Linked DNA regions of Homo sapiens: region 2 is linked to region 1. A link is an interaction called in ENCODE POLR2A ChIA-PET data of the cell type or tissue named here. Cell type or tissue: A673. All regions are shown on one strand.

The links. Peaks named below come from ENCODE experiments on the same cell type or tissue, not always from the same donor. Only the 100,000 strongest peaks of a DNase experiment are listed, where the experiment ranks them.
Region 2: POLR2A ChIA-PET joins it to region 1 with 10 read pairs; 2 of 35 experiments call an interaction of 5 or more read pairs at or near these places.

Annotation. Positions count from the first base shown.
Region 1 is chr6:135,320,835-135,328,834 of GRCh38, reverse strand. AHI1 (Abelson helper integration site 1) reads left to right here. Exons shown (of 29, transcript NM_001134831.2): 25 at 5,511-5,673. LOC124901407 (a long non-coding RNA gene) reads right to left here and starts at 5,451. Exons shown (of 2, transcript XR_007059783.1): 1 at 5,401-5,451; 2 at 870-1,549. RefSeq lists a silencer at 3,910-4,204, a cis regulatory region at 5,361-5,508 and an enhancer at 5,850-5,989. In A673, no CTCF peak of the experiment used is centred here; no DNase peak of the experiment used is centred here.
Region 2 is chr6:134,342,547-134,350,546 of GRCh38, reverse strand. It overlaps LOC105378009 (a long non-coding RNA gene), which reads left to right and starts at 2,116. Exons shown (of 2, transcript XR_943002.3): 1 at 2,116-2,351. In A673, no CTCF peak of the experiment used is centred here; a DNase peak (open chromatin) is centred at 3,896.

The sequences.
Region 1 (8,000 bases):
TCAAGAACTTTTCCTTTGTATTCATAACTTGACTGTTTGGCACAAAATGCCAGTTTTTTGCTTCTATCAGCTTTCTACATCCCTTCCTCACTAAACTTAATCATTTCTAGTTTTTTATTTAAAATGAAGGACTTGCAACTCTTTTCATTTGAACACTTAGGGGCCATTATAGAGTTATTAATTGGCCTAATTTCAATACCATTATATCTCAGGGAATAGGAAGCCCAAGGAGAAGGGGAGAGAGACCTGGTGGTAGGGGGTAAGAGGGTGGAGGTTGGTTGGTGAAGCAATCAAAACATACACAACATTTATCAATTAAGTTATTGTCTTCTATGGCTATGGTTTATGGCACCCCAAAAGAATTACATTGGTAGCATCAAAGATCACCTATCATAGATCACCATAACAGATATAATAATAAAGGAAAAATTTGAACTGTTGTAAGAATTACCAGAATATGACACACAGACACAAGTAAGCACATGCTGTTGGAAAAAAATGGCCTTGATAGACTTGCTCAATGCAGGGTTGCCACAAACCTTCAGTTGGCAAAAAAATGCAGTATCTACATGTTTGGGAAAAACTTTCCAACCATGTTTTCACTGTGTTCTCACACCACAATTAACACAGAAGACTTCCATGACCAGCTAGATGTACTCCAATTCAATTCTAGTACCCTCTACTTGAAGACAGTGTCGGATCCCACAGGTTGAGGGCTCAGTCCCCAAGACTGCCCCCCACCCCAGGCACCATTCACAAGTACAGGCTTCCAGAACTTTTGACCAACCGGCTTCAAGTTGGGGTTCCCACAACCCCCTCTTCCAGTTCACTTAATTTGCTGGAGTAACTCATGGAACTCAGGGAAACACTTACTTATATTTACTGATTTATTACAAGGCATGTTGCAAAGGAAACAGATGAAGAGATACGTAGAGCGATCTATGAAGGAAGGAGGGGAAGCTTCTTTGACCTCCCTGGGGCATGACTCTCCTGGAACCTCCATTTGTTCAGCTATTTGGAAGCTCTGCTAACCCAGTCCTCTTAGGTTTTTGTGGAAGCTCCGCGACATCAGCATTCCTTCCTCCAGGGTAGAGGGGGGAAGGACCCTCTGATTGCTCATAAGACCTACAGTCAGAAAGGTAGGGGGTGGTGATTAGAGCCCTACCTTGGGGCAGGTAAAAGGAGAGCAGAAGGAGATCAGAGACATTCTGTTTTCTGAGGCCTGCCCCTAAGGCCTAACATACCCACCATTAAACCAAAAAACTGTAACAAGGGATATGGGAGTTATGAACCAGGACCTGCAAACAGAAACATAATACATATTATAACACCACACTGTGAAATACAATAAAATGAGGTCTGCGTGTACTTGAATGTCAACAATGGTATTACGATGACATGCTCCAATTTCTTTGCTTTAGAGAACGTAGCCTCACCAGTCATCACCCTCCCAAGGATGCTGGTTGTAGAGTTTTATGACAAAGACATTTCTACATCCGGAGATGACAGCTTAATAGTGTGGAAAACGGTTCTGTAAGTTGCTGAGGACCTGAAATGGATACAAGTGAGGCATTACACATTTGTAGTTTTAGGCTGGGGTGGTAGTAAGTGGTTCATCTGACACCATCAGGTTTAAAAGTGTACTAGCCTGCTAGGGCTGCCCTAACAAAATACCACAGACTGGGTGGTTTTGCAGAAATTTATTTTCTCAGTGTGTTATGTATATGTATGTCGACTGCTACTCATCCATTTTAAAAAGTATGAAATAATGTATTTTGCAGCAACCTGTATGGGAATGGGACCATTATCCTAAGTGAAGTAACTCACGAACAAAAAACCAAATACTACGTGTTCTCACTTAAAAGTAGGAGCTAAGCTACACAAAGGCATACAGAGAGGTATAATGGACATTGGAGAGTCAGAAGAGTGGAAGGAGGGTGGGAGAGGGATGAAGAATGAAAAATTACCTGTCGGGGGCCAGGTGCAGTGGTTCACGTCTGTAATCCCAGCACTTTGGGAGGCCAAGGCAGGCGGATCACCTGAGGTCAGGAGTTTGAGACAGCCTGGCCAACGTGGTGAAACCCCATCTCTACCTCAAATACAAAAATTGGCTGAGCATGGTGGCGGGTGCCTGTAATCCCAGCTACTCAGGAGGCCAAGGCAGGAGAATAGCTTGAACCCGGGAGGCAGAGGTTGCAGTGAGCCGAGATGGCGCCACTGCACTCCAGCCTGGGCAAGAGAGCAAGACTCTGTCTCAAAAAAAAAAAAATTACCTGTGGGGTACAGTGTATACTATTTACATGACAGGTACACTGAAAGCCCAGACTTCACCACTGTACAATTCATCCATGTAACCAGAAACCACTTGTACCCCTAAAGCTATTGAAATAATTTTTTTAAAAAAGAAGAAGAAGAAGAAATTTATTTTCTCACAATTCTGGAGGCTAGAAGACCAAGATCAAGGTGCTAGCACAGTCGGTTTCTCCTACTGCCTCTCCTGCTGGCTTGCAGATGGCCACTTTCTCACTGTATCTTCCTCTTATAAAAATGCCAGTCCTGTTAATCCAGGCCCCACCCCTATGATTTCATTTAACATGAATTACCTCCGTAAAGGCCATGTCTTCAAATACATTCACATTGGGAGCTAGGACTTCAACCTATGAATTTTGAGTGACACAATTCAGTCCATAACAGTCACAGAATGCAGAACATGTTTACAGATACTAGTGGGCCATGCAAAATTGATGTGTGTATTTGGTTCTGTAAGAGAATAATCAGTAGGTACTGTAATAGAAAAGGTGTAATGTGGGCTCTCATAGGCTTTTTGGACCCCTGTGCCTCTGAAGGGATTCTTTTATCAAGACACCCCTGTGTGTAAAATTCAGGAAAATTTTTCAGACTTCACTTGATAAGCTTCAGACTTTCCGAGGTTCACACAGTGACACAGCCTGATGTAGGATTTCGTAAGTGATTCTGTTGCCTAAGCTGAATCCTTCCCAGCAGCCACCTAGGGCTCCAGACAAATAAGCATACATTAATCTCATCTTTGCATGAGACTCATTAAAGTTGTGTTTTGTACCACACCCAGGATAAGGAACAACAGGAACAAACCATCACAGAGTTTCCTGGAACTAGGGGAAGAGAAAGAAAGAAGGGAAGGAAGGAAAGAGATTGAGACTGGGTTTAAGTCTTGATTCTATCACTTACTAGTTTACTTGACTTTAGAGAAGTTCCTAAATTTCTCTGGACATCAAATACCTCTTTTGTAAAATGGAAATAAAGATACATGGCCTGACCAAGTTGTCATAAGGATTAAGCAGAATAACACCTAAACAGCTAGCATGGTATCGAGAACATGGTGAGCACTCAGCACATTTTAATTAGCTTTCCTCTCCTATGATAGTACCAGGTAAGAGACTGAAAGAGAAATTTGGAGAACAAAGAGAAAAGTTAAAGTTCCGCTTGTATGTAAGTGACTTAACATCAGTATACTAAAATTATAACTTGTGGCCGGACGCAGTGGCTCACGCCTGTAATCCCAGCACTTTGGGAGGCCAAGGCGAGCAGATCACCTGAGGTCAGGAGTTCGAAACCAACCTGACCAACATGGAGAAACCCCGTCTCTACTAAAAATACAAAAATTAGCCAGGCGCGGTGGTGGGCGCCTGTAATCCCAACTACTCAGGAGGCTGAGGCAGGAGAATCGCTTGAACCCGGGTGGCGGAGGTTGCAGTGAGTGTAGATCACACCAGTGCACTCCAGCCTGGGCGACAGAGCCAGACTCCATCTCAAAAAAAAAAAAAAAAATTGTAATTTGTAAACCTTAAATAACACCCTGCATCGCATGTTGTAAATTAGATACTATGCTAAGCTGTACAATAGGCATTGCATTTGAGCCAGTTGAATTAAATTATCATTACTGCCCTTATATGGTGACAGCAGTTAAGTCCAAACTCATTCGTTAGAATTGCCTGATGTGTTAATAAATATTGTTAAATGGATTAAAAGGTATCAGAAACAGTTATGTGAACTGTAATGGAATCCTCTGGTTAAAACCTTTCTGTGCCTTTCCATTGGCCATATTATTGAGTCTGAACTTTATCAACATGCATGATCTGAGCCCTGCTTACTCCATGAGCCTCAGCTTCTCCTAACCTTCTATCTCAGCTCTCACGTCTAATGCCGGGTTCCCACCACATGGGACTCTTAGGTTTCTCTTCCCTGGACTCTCACGTGCTGTGCACACTGAGACATGCTATAAATATATATATATATATATATATGTATATATAACTATATATGTAATTTTCCATTACATATGTAGTTGTATAACCTATACATTTTCAGATACTGTTTAAGTAGAGGGGAAAACAGCATAAATGTATTATTTAGTATAGATGTTATTATGTCCTACTTTATACAGTGTATCAGATCTAAATCTAAAATGAATTGAGGTCTTCCTGCCTTTAACTACTATAAGGGATTTTTTTCTTCTTCTTTTTTTTTAGAGACAAGGTCTTCCTGCGTCACCCAGGCTGAAGTGTAGTAGTGCAGTCATAGCTCACTGCAGCCTCCAAACCCTGGGGCTCAAGTGATCCTCCCACCTCAGCCTCCTGAGTGCTAGGACTGCAGGCACACACTACCACAGCCAACTAATTTTTTTTGTTGTTTTTTTATATAGAGATGGAGGTCTGGCTTTGTTGCTCAGGTTGATCTCTAACTCTTGGCTTCAAGCAGTCCTCCTGCCTCGGCCTCCCAAAGTGCTGAGACTACAGGCATGAGCCACCATGCCCAGCCAAGGATTTTTAAATGCCTGTGCAGCCACTGCCATATCATTTTGACTTGGGTTTTCAAAAGAAAAGGAAGTCAAATATAATGATTATTGTAACACAAAGAAGAGGATTCTCATGAAAAGGCTTTTCCTCTTAAATTCGTATCAAGTAAAAATAACTTATATGGATACTTTTTAAAGATAGAAGGCTTAAGTTGTTGATATAAAACATCAAAAAATATGTATGTGTGTAGAGAAATTTATCTCAAAAAAAGACATTAACAGTAAACCAAGCAATACAATCAGATTGTTCCATTGAGTTTTTCCTTTTTGTAAAACTGTAGACCTTCTGAAGAATTTTTTTTCAGATGCATCTGCTTAGCACAGAGAATGAGACATAAAGGTAGTATAAAACAATTCTAAAAAAGTAAATGGTGTGTGAGCTTTTTTTTATTTGCTTCACAAGTAATTTACTTTAAAAAATTAACATCTGCTATTTTGAAGCTAATCTTAGTGTATTGAATGCTCGTAACCATTTCTCAATCCCACAGTCTTTTATCTTGCTTCTCCTGCTGTGTTCCCACCACCCCTCATCCCATTAGCAAACCTTGAGACAGCCTCACACTTACCAAAGTACTGCTTTGGTTTCAGCTGCTCTTCTGCAAGAGGAAGTGAATGTTGGGGGTTTTCTCTGTGGTACAGTTGTGATAAAGCTGTGGTGGTCTTATCTCTCTCTTAGGTAGTGGCTCTTTATGACTACACAGCGAATCGATCAGATGAACTAACCATCCATCGCGGAGACATTATCCGAGTGTTTTTCAAAGATAATGAAGACTGGTGGTATGGCAGCATAGGAAAGGGACAGGAAGGTTATTTTCCAGCTAATCATGTGGCTAGTGAAAGTAAGTTTTATGCTCCCTTCCTGGTTTACTAGTATGGTATAACTGATAGTCCAAGATTTTATCATTTTCTAGTCTTTAATTTACTGTCTTTGTAACCTTTGCATATGTTTACCAATGGGTATTGTTTTTCATTCTCATGATGTAAAAAAATAAAAAGAGGAGGCACTAGTACATTAGAAGCTGCTCCATTCTGAGATTGGAATGTTTGTTTCATGGACTTCTTATCCTCGGGGACCCTGCCCCTCTAGCTACCAGCTTTCTTATTCAACTCATTTGACCCTGCCACCTGCCTCATGCACAGTTCTGTCAGTTCTTCTCTAGCCACAGTGCCTCCTCAGCTGACTGGCATCTTAAGAGCTTCTAGTTCCCCAACTGCATTCTTTTACTTTGTATACCTCAGTCCTATCTGGTTACCTGTGAAAACAAAACTACAATAAGTTGTTTCATTCTCAAGTAAATTTAGCCCTCATTTATGGGGGAAAAAATGAGCCAGAGCTGAAAATATGTAAGCACAAAGTTGATAAATGACAATTATTTAAAAGTTATGTGCACGTGTTGACAAAGCCTAGAACTTACCATGTGATGTGACAAGACTGTATGAACCTTTCTTGTATTTTAATTTCTACTTCGTGTTTTAATAATGGTTTTTGTTCATTAAATAATAGCTTAAAATGAAAAAAAAAAGAGCTAGGGAAGAAAATCTAAATATGAGTTTCTGAAAGCTGTAGATTCACCACTAGGCCTTGAGAGGTGAAAACAGAACGAACGCAGAGAGCCTGAAAACAAAAATAATAATAACTTAAAACTGTCATTAAAGGGGAGAAGTACAGTAGTGCTTCTTGAGAAGAATGCATTCTATCCACAATTAACTTGATAGCATGCTAGGAAAAGCACAACACTCAGGGGTCAGGAAAACTGACTTCTAACCTCAGCTCAACATCTTACACTCATACGCCCCAGTTACCTTCTGTAAAATGAAGGAATTAAATGATATTATCTGTAAGCTTTTCTTCTGTAAGCACAAAAATTCTGGTTCTGATTCAAAATGTAGTATAGGCGGGCCAGGCACTGTGGCTCACGCCTGTAATCCCAGCACTTTGGGAGGCCGAGGCAGGCAGATCACTTTAGGTCAGGAGTTCGAGACCAGCCTGGCCAACATGGCAAAACCTTGTCTCTACTAACAATACAAAAAATGAGCCAGGCGTGGTGGTGGGCACCTATAATCCCAGCTACTTGGGAGGCTGAGGCGGGAGAATCGCGTGAACCCGGGAGGCAGAGGTTGCAGTGAGCCAAGATCGTGCCACTGCACTCCAGCCCAGCAACAGAGCAAAACTCTGTCTCAAAAAAAAGAAAAAAAAGTTGTAGTATAGGCAGCCTTGAAATTGAGAACAATCTGTGTTTTGAATATTTAAGTCTTTTGTTTCTGCAAAGAAATAATTATTATAAATAATAATTGGTTTTCAGGCTAGTCCATGAAACTGTTTAACCCAAAACTACGACTAAACAAAAATATTATTGATTCTAACCTAAGTTTTCAATTTTGACAGCCAAAGAGATGAAGGAATGGAAGAATTTCCTTCGTGATTACCGGATGCTGGGCTAAGCCTAGATAAAATTATCTGTCTTTGGCACCTTCCCACGACCTTGTCTTCAGCCAGGTCCTTCCCATTGCTCCCCTCCCCAGTCTCTCAAGTGCCCTAAGTCCCATTGCAGCTCCCTTCTTCAGTTTATCTGCCACAGTCAGCAGACTCCTCCCCTAAAAAGTTCTATGTGTCTCAAAAATTGTACCACTTCTCACTCTCATAAAATTCTTAATGTCTTCTGTGTAGCTGTTTTAGTTACCTTCTTGTAAGTAGTGAATGACATATAACTTTTTTTTTCTTTCTTTCTTTTTTTTCTGAGACGGGGCCTCACTTTGTCACCCAGGCTAGAGTGCAGTGATGCAGTCACGGCTCACTAAAGCCTTGACCTCCCGGGCTCAAGCAGTCCTCCCATCTCAGCCTCCTGAGTAGCTGGAACTACAGGGGCATGCTACCATGCCCAGCTGATTTTGACACATAACTCTTAAACTCTGTTAGAGGTATATTTTTGTGTTTAGAAGAGGTTGTGTAATGGAAAAAACATAGGCCGTATGAAAGGAAGAAATTTTAGGGCAAGTTAATTCCCATGTAGGTATAAGACAGCATATAAGTTCCATAAGCTCAGCACTTCTAACTTCCAGATCATCTAAAATAGCCAAGTTCCTTCTTCTCATTGTTGGGTCTCCCACAGGGTCAACAGCTGAGGTTAAACAGGAGTAGCTTCTGTTTAAATCAAGCTTTTTAAAT
Region 2 (8,000 bases), 980 kb after region 1:
ACATACTTACATTTTTAAAAATTCTTGTTATTTACCTGAAATTCAAATTTAACTGGAGATTCTATATTTTATTTTGTAACTTATTGAAAAGGACCTTAGCTTTATTATTATTTTCATTTTTTATTCTCAATGACTCTATGTATAAGATGGAAAAGGACCTTTGTTTTATTTCACAATATTTTGGTTAGAGTATCTGGCCGGAAAAAAAAATTTCTACTCAGCTTTATAGAATAAAGTATGGAAATTTTTTATTAAAAATAATGACAGTGGAATATTTGGTGGCCATTGCAAAAGATGTTTTGTGGTAAGTGTATCTTAAAATAGAAAAATGCACATTAAGTAAACAGAGGAGAATGCACATATATAATATGTGCTATTATTGTATATAATAGTATATAGACTATATATGTAGTACTATTACTACTATATATACTATATTATAATTATATACTATATTATGCTATATAGTAATACTATTATTATTCCTAGTATAAAGATGAAAATTTTAAAGCCCCAAGAAGATTTTTGTGCCTGCTAAATATTATATATTTATACATATAAACAGTATGTTACCAAAAAGCAACACAAAGAAAAAAGACTAGAAGAAAATATAAGCTGTAACACTTATTATTTTGTATAGGCATATAATGATTTTCAAAATCTTCTTCTTATGTTTTCTATATTTTCCATAAGGCATCCATTGCTTTTCAAATATAACAATAATACAATTTAAATGAAAAAATTGTCTAATTGGAAAACTCATTTCACATATTTTAATGCCATTGGTCCCTGTCCACACCACACATTATGAAGATAGTTTCCTGGGGTTGTGTCATTCCAAGCTGTTTCTTTTTTTTTTTTTTTTTTTTTTTTTTTTTTTTTTTTGAGATAGAGTCTCATTCTGCTGCCCAGGCTGAAGTGCAGTGACTTGATTTCAGACACTGCAACCTCTGTCTCCTGGGTTCAAGAGATTCTCCTGCCTCAGCCTCCCAAGTAGCTGGGATTACAGGTGACTGCCACCAGGCCTGGCTAATTTTTGTATTTTTAATAGAGACTGGGTTTCATCTTGTTGCCCAGGCTGGTCTCGAACTCCTGACCTCAAGTGATCCACTCGGCCTCCCAAAGTGCTGGGATTACAGGTATGAGCCACTGCACCCAGCCTCATTCTGAGTTTTGACTCCGCCAGATCTTCACTGGGCAGATATAGGCCTCTGTCTTTTACTTTTTTTTTTTTCTTTTTTGATGGGGTCTCACTGTCGCTTAGGCTAGAGTGCAGTGGGCATGATCACAGCTCACTGCAGCTTCAACTTTCTGGACTCGAGTGATCCTCCCACCTCAGCCTCCCAAGTAGATAGGACCACAGGCATGTGCCACTATGCCCAGGTAGCTTTTTTATCTTTAGTAGAGATAAGGTCTCACTATGTTGCCCAGGCTGGTCTCAAACTCCTGGGCCCGAGTGATCCTCCTGCCTCGGCCTCCCAAAGTGCTGGGATTACAGGAACGATCCACTTTGCCCGGTCTGGGCCTCTATCTTTTAAATTGAGGCTCTCTCTTTGTAATCAATCAGCTAATTCAATTCCATGCTCTTAGTGGTCACTACACATTCCAAAGTTCTCTCAAACAAGACCTGCTGCAGGAGATGAAAAAGAAAACCTATCAGCCTAAAAAGAAAAACAACAACAACAACGATGGAGTTCTTGTGGCTTTTTGTAGACATTCCATTAGATAGAGCAATGCTGGCTTTACAGCCAGCAAGGAAAAGTACAAGCAATTTATTCATGCCTCTAGCTCATCTCCTCAGCGTGTTCTGAAGAATCATTCAGCCTTCAGAGACTCATAGACTCATCCACGGTGAGGTCATTATGTTGATGTTGGCGCACAGGGAGCCGATTTTGTCAGCATGTATTGGAGAAAGGGCCTCAGAAGGGCATGGGGCAGGCTCCAAGCTTAACCATGAGCGGAGATGGTTTCAGTGGCTCTTATGTCATCGCTAATAAGAGAGTTATTTTTACAGGAGACTGTCACTAGCAAAACGTAAGCTGCCTTTTACTTTAAAGGAAAGGTGCCAGCTTCTAAGCTCATCCTTTAATTACCTTGTACGTAACAGAAGAGGTTGTTAGTGTAGTGAACACGCCAGAACAGGGGTGTGGAAGCCAAGTGTTCTCTATTCCAGCTATGGAAAGTTCAATGGCAGGTGTGGTCCGAAGCCAACCAGAGGACGCAGGAGATTGGAGAAGAGCTCTCCTTCCGTTCAGGCTCACGGCAAAGCACGTTGCCTTCTTTCTTTTGCAAAATAACCACAGGATACTTCTCAGAGAGATGCTACGGAGATGCTTCAGCCTTGAACACCAGTGAGTCACGGTTTGTACAACTCAAGGGTGCTGCCAGCCCGCCTCTGCTCTCCCTCACGGTTTTTGTTTTCTTGGTATGATAATTAGTTGTTGGCTCCATGAATGTGTCTCCCAAGGAAGAAAAATGTGGGCACCTGTTATTTCTGGAATGAGTGTTCTATGCGTTCTATTGAGGTGAGCTATTCACTCAGAGTCCAAGAGGCGGCTGGCATATGGTCACCTAACACAGAGCTCCACTGCGCTCACACTACGTGTTCACCAGACCAAGAGGAGGGAATGTGATTTTCACCTCCCACCTCCTGTCTTCTGTTGAGTTAAACAGAGTACAGGCTCTCTGGGTGGGTTGGGGGAGACTGGGGGAAGGACTTTTAGAGTTAGCAAAACCTTTAAAAAAAATACCAACGCCTGGGCCTTACTCCAGAGCCATGAGGCCAGCTGGGGCACTGGTGTTCTTTCTAAGTTCCCTAAGTACTTTCAATGAACAGCCAAGGTTGAGAAGCACTGAACTTGTCCATCAAGGTCCTTCCAAATGAAACAGAGCCCGGAGAGGCTGACAAATTGCCCCAGGGCTCCATGGCTTGTTAGCTAGTGTGCGTTTATCTGTGTGTCTGTCTTCTCACAGACTATGAAATCCTTGAGCACCTGAACCATGATGTTGATATTGAAATTCACAGGGCCTCCAGCTATAAATGTTTGATGAGGGCAAAAAGCTAGGAAGGAAAGGAGAACCAACATCTCTCTTTCCCTTGCTCCGCAAAATCTCCCCAAGGACAATTATTGCTAACATAAACTTACTGTGAACTTTTTTAACCCCAAAACTTGTCATTAAATATCAGATTCCCAAAACATATGACCCATTCATTTCTGGAAAAATTGCATGAGTCAGAAAGGCCCCCAAATCCCAAGCCCAAAGACTTTACCCTAATTAATCCAGCTGTTTTAAGCTAAGCGCTTGACCTTGCTCACTACCTCATGCCTCACTAAGCTCTCATTTTGAGGAGTCTCATTTATTCCCTAGTTACACTTGACACTTTCAAATTAATAGGCTGCTCAAAATGGCGTGTCTTCCTTTGGTATTAAGACTCCGAAGTGAAGGAAAGAATTATGGGAAGTGCATGCTGTGACGAAGGAGACAGAGGCCTAGAACCTGAGGTATTGCCGGGGCCTCGGCACAGAGTTCTAGAATGTTATGTGACTTTTCTGGTTCTATCCACCATCAAGTAAGCATCTTTCACCTGCTAGTCAGGTGGAATTCAAGTCAAATCCAGCCAATGTAGTGTGGTGTAGGGGCTCAGAATCAGAGCCATAGAACTGTTTGCAGCAGATAACTCAGTGCCCGGCCCGTGTCCCCTCGCCCTGGCCACTCAGTGCATGCAGACCACCATTCCAAATGCCCAACTCTCCACATCTGCATTCCTTCACCTGAGAGCTGCCTCTGGACCCAGTGTCCCCACCCAGGCAGCAGACTGGAAGTGCCAGACAATGAATATCCCCACCCCACCCCTACCGTGGCCTTCAAACCAGAACTAAACAGGAACTGGGTTTCCTGTGCCCTTTCCTTGCTGGTGTTTCGTAAGCTAATCCCCCAAATAATTGAATCCTTGTGTAATGATCTGCTCTGGGGAAACCCAAGGAAGACACAGTGGTCCGTCAATATACAGACATTTGATTTTTGATATTTTGTTTATTTTTGAGACAGAGTCTCACTCTATTGCCCCAAGCTGGAATGCAGTGGTGCAATTACAGCTCACTGCAGCCTTAACCTCCCAGCCTCAAGTGATCCTCCCACCTCAGCCTCCTGAGCAGCTGGGACTACACCTGTGTGCCACTACACCTGGCTAATGTTTTTATTTTTTGTAGACACAGGACCTCCCTAGGTTGCAAGGGCTGTTCTCAAACTCCTGGCTTCAAGCCATCCTCCTGCCTCAGCCTCTCAAAGTGTTGGGATTACAGACATTACAGGGATGAGCCACAATGCCCAGCCTGATAGTTGATTTTAGAAAAGCCAGTTAATCTCTCTGACAGTGGCTGTCCTAGAGTATAAAATAAGGAAAGAATTTTGAAGTCCCACGTCTTCATAACAGCACGCAAAGGGCTGCATCACGTGGCTGCCAATGACCTCCCTCACTGACCCGCCTTTCTCCCTGGCCTCGCCTCCAAGTGTGCCTCTCCCCTACACTCCTCTCCAGCCACAGGAGTTCCTTTGAATTCTTGGAACATGCCCCATTCCCACTTGCCTTTGGGACTCACTCACGCTGTCCGTCTGCCTGGAACACGCTTCCTCCTTCTGCTTGCTTGGCTCAGTCTTACATATCCTCCAGCTCTCAGCTTAAATATCAGTTCCTGTAGGGAAGCCTTTTCTGTCACCCAGTCTAGGATTGCACTCATTATATGCTCCCAAATATAGTGCTCCCTTCATGGTGCTTGGTATGCCTAGTGCAATTCTCGTTTACTTTCCTGAGTCCATCTCATTCTCCAAGAATTGTCACCACTGGTCTTTATACTCCTGGAAGGCATGAACCCAATTTATTGTCTTGCTCTCTGCTGCATCTCTGATAGCCAGCCCAATGCCTTGCCATAATTGTTGAAACAAAATGCATGTTTATCTATTGAAAAAAAAATTTTTTTTTGAGATGGAGTTTCACTCTTGTTGCCCAGGCCAGAGTGCAATGGTGCCATCTCGGCTCACCACAACCTCCGCTTCCCAGGTTCAAGGGATTCTCCTGCCTCAGCCCCCTGAGTAGCTGGGATTACAGGCATGTGCCACCACACCCAGCTAATTTTGTATTTTTAGTAGAGACGGGATTTCACCATGTTGGTCAGGCTGGTCTTGAACTCCCAACCTCAGGTGATCCTCCTGCCTCGGCCTCCCAAAGTGCTGAGATTACAGGCGTGAGCCACCTCGCCCAGCCTATTGAAAATTTGAGTTGGAGAATAAAAGGATTTTGGAATAAAAATTAAAACAAAGCTTCCCATCATAGGATCCGCCTTATGTAGCTTGTACCTGTGGCAAAATACGGAGTTGTCTTCTATCAGTTCTTCTGCTTGAAGCCCAGGGAAAAGAGTGTATGTAAAAGATGTGCTTCCCTGTGGCTGAGAGCAGCTTTATCTTTTTATCCTAGTCTGGGCTATCATTTTTATTTTTATTTTTATTTTTATTATATTAGAGATGGAGTTTCACTACGTTAATGTTGTCCAGGTTGGCCTCGAACCCCTGGCTCAAGTAATCCTCCTGCCTCAGCCTCCTGAGTAGCTGGGACTACAGGGATGTGCCACCACACCCGGCTTATCATTTCTAACATGAAAATTTAAAAGTTAAACTTTAAATTTAACTGCGTTAAAGTAATCTAACCCAGTAACATAAAAATGTGAAGTTGGGCTGGGCACAGTGGCTTATGCCTGCAATCCCAGCACTTTGGAAGGCTGAGGCGAGCAGATAGCTTGAGCCTGGCAGTTCAAGACCAGCCTGAGCAACATGGCAAAACCCTGTCTCTACCAAAAAAAAAAAAAAAAAAAATACAAAAATTAGCCTGGTGTGGTGATGCACACCTGTGGTCCTAACTACTCCGGAGGCCAAAGTGGGAGTATCACTTGAGCACTGGAGACAGAGGTTGTAGTGAGCCAGATTGCACCACTGCACTCCAGCCTGGGTGACAGAATGAGACCTTGTCTCAAAAATTGAAAAAAGAAATGTGGAGCTGGAATTTGGAGAAGAAAGGTTAGTAGTTGGCCAAGCACAGTGGCTAATGCCTGTAATCCCAGCACTTTAGGAAGCTGAGGCAGGAGGATCACCTGAGGCCAAGAGTTTGAGACAAGCCTGGGCAACACAGCGAGACCCTACAAAAAATTTGAAAAATTAGCCAGGTGTGTTGGTGTGCACCTGTAGTCCTAGTTGCTCAGGAGCCCAGCAGGTCAAGACTGCAGTGGGCCATAATTTCACCACTACACTCCAGCCTGAGTGACAGTGCCCAAGACCCCATCCCTCATAAAAGAAATAAAAATTAAAAATTAAAATTAAATTTAAAGGCTGGGTGCTGTGGCTCACGTCTATAATCCCAGCCCTTTGGGAGGCCGAGGTGGGCGGATCATTTAAGGTCAGGAGTTCAAGACCAGCCTGGCCAACATGGTGAAACCCTGTCTCTACTAAAAATACAAAAAAATGAGCCAGACACGGTGGCACGTGCCTGTAATCCCAGCTACTTGGGAGGCTGAGGCAGGAGAATCGTTTGAACCCAGAAGGTGGAGGTTGCAGTGAGCAGAGATCGCACCGCTGCACTCCAGCCTGGGTAACAGAGTGAGACCCTGTCTCTAAATAAATAAATAAATAAATACATTTTCTTAAAAGGGAAAAAAAATATTTTTAAACTCTTTAATGAACAGTTACTAGCAAACATTGTATGTAAGCAATGTTTGCAAGCAGAAGCTACCATTTGTCAGCTATTAAGGTCAATGCAACCTTCCTAGGTGTTGGCCTTTCTGACATTCACTCCTTTACACTTAAGGGTGTAATGGGCTTTATCTCAATAATCCCTAGATCCTCTGAGGACAGGGCTATGTTCATTTTTAAATTTTTTTATGTTTATTTTTATAATTTTTTAAATTTTGAGATGGGAGTCTTGCTACGTTGCCCAGGCTGGTCTCGAACTCCTGGCCTGAAGTGATCTGTCCTCTTTGGCCTCCCAAAGTGCTGGGATTACAGGCATGAGCCACCATGCCCAGCCAACGGATGAGGCTATGTTCAAAGTCACTCTCTCAGCCTTTTCTGACCACCAATAGACCCAAAGTCCACATTTCTTAGCACGGCATAGATGCCTTCTGGGGCCTAATTTTGCCTACCTTTCTCTCCCAGCTCGTCTTCCTCCATAGTCTGCCTCAGACTTTCCTTGTGTATTTATTTGCAGGCATAATGTCATTTCACGTCTCTGTGACGTTGCCCTTCCTATTCACCCAACCACAGAACTCTTCCCCACCCTTCCGTCAATTTTGCTTGCCAACTCCCATTCATCCTCTGAGACTCAACCCAAGCCCCAGGGCAGGCTTCTCTGAACGTCCAGATTTGGAAGCTCCTCTCTGGTTCCCACTGCCTCTGCTTTCTCATCAGCACAACATTCATGTGTTGAAAACATTTATTTGCTACGCCCCACCTACTCCATCCTGAACCACTCTCTAAGCTTTTAGAGGACAGGATCCATGTCTTCATCTCATTAATGCCAAGCACAGTGCCTGTTACTATTCAATAAATGCTTGCTCAAATATATTATTTTGGTATTATCTAGCCCTGCTTGACTACCAGCAGACACACTTTCAATAAGTAACTGATGATTAATTTACTAAGAGATCATAATAAAAAAGTTTTTGCCAAATGCTCTTTATTTTAAGTGCGTTCAATAAATTTGCACAGATTGGAAAAAGGAAATGTCTTGGCTTAAAAAATTTTCTCTATGATGTGCACTGGTCTTTCATTTTGAATGCCGTTTTCGCAGACAGCAGGCCTGATATGGAATACCTGGGCGAAGGGCACGCTTTCCAGGCATTGCACTACAAATCCTAACTTCTTTCTCACGTATGCGAATGTGTGGCAAGTATGTATGTTGATAATTCCTAAGAAGTCTGTATTCTATTTTAATCAAACTGAATAGGAGTAGTCCT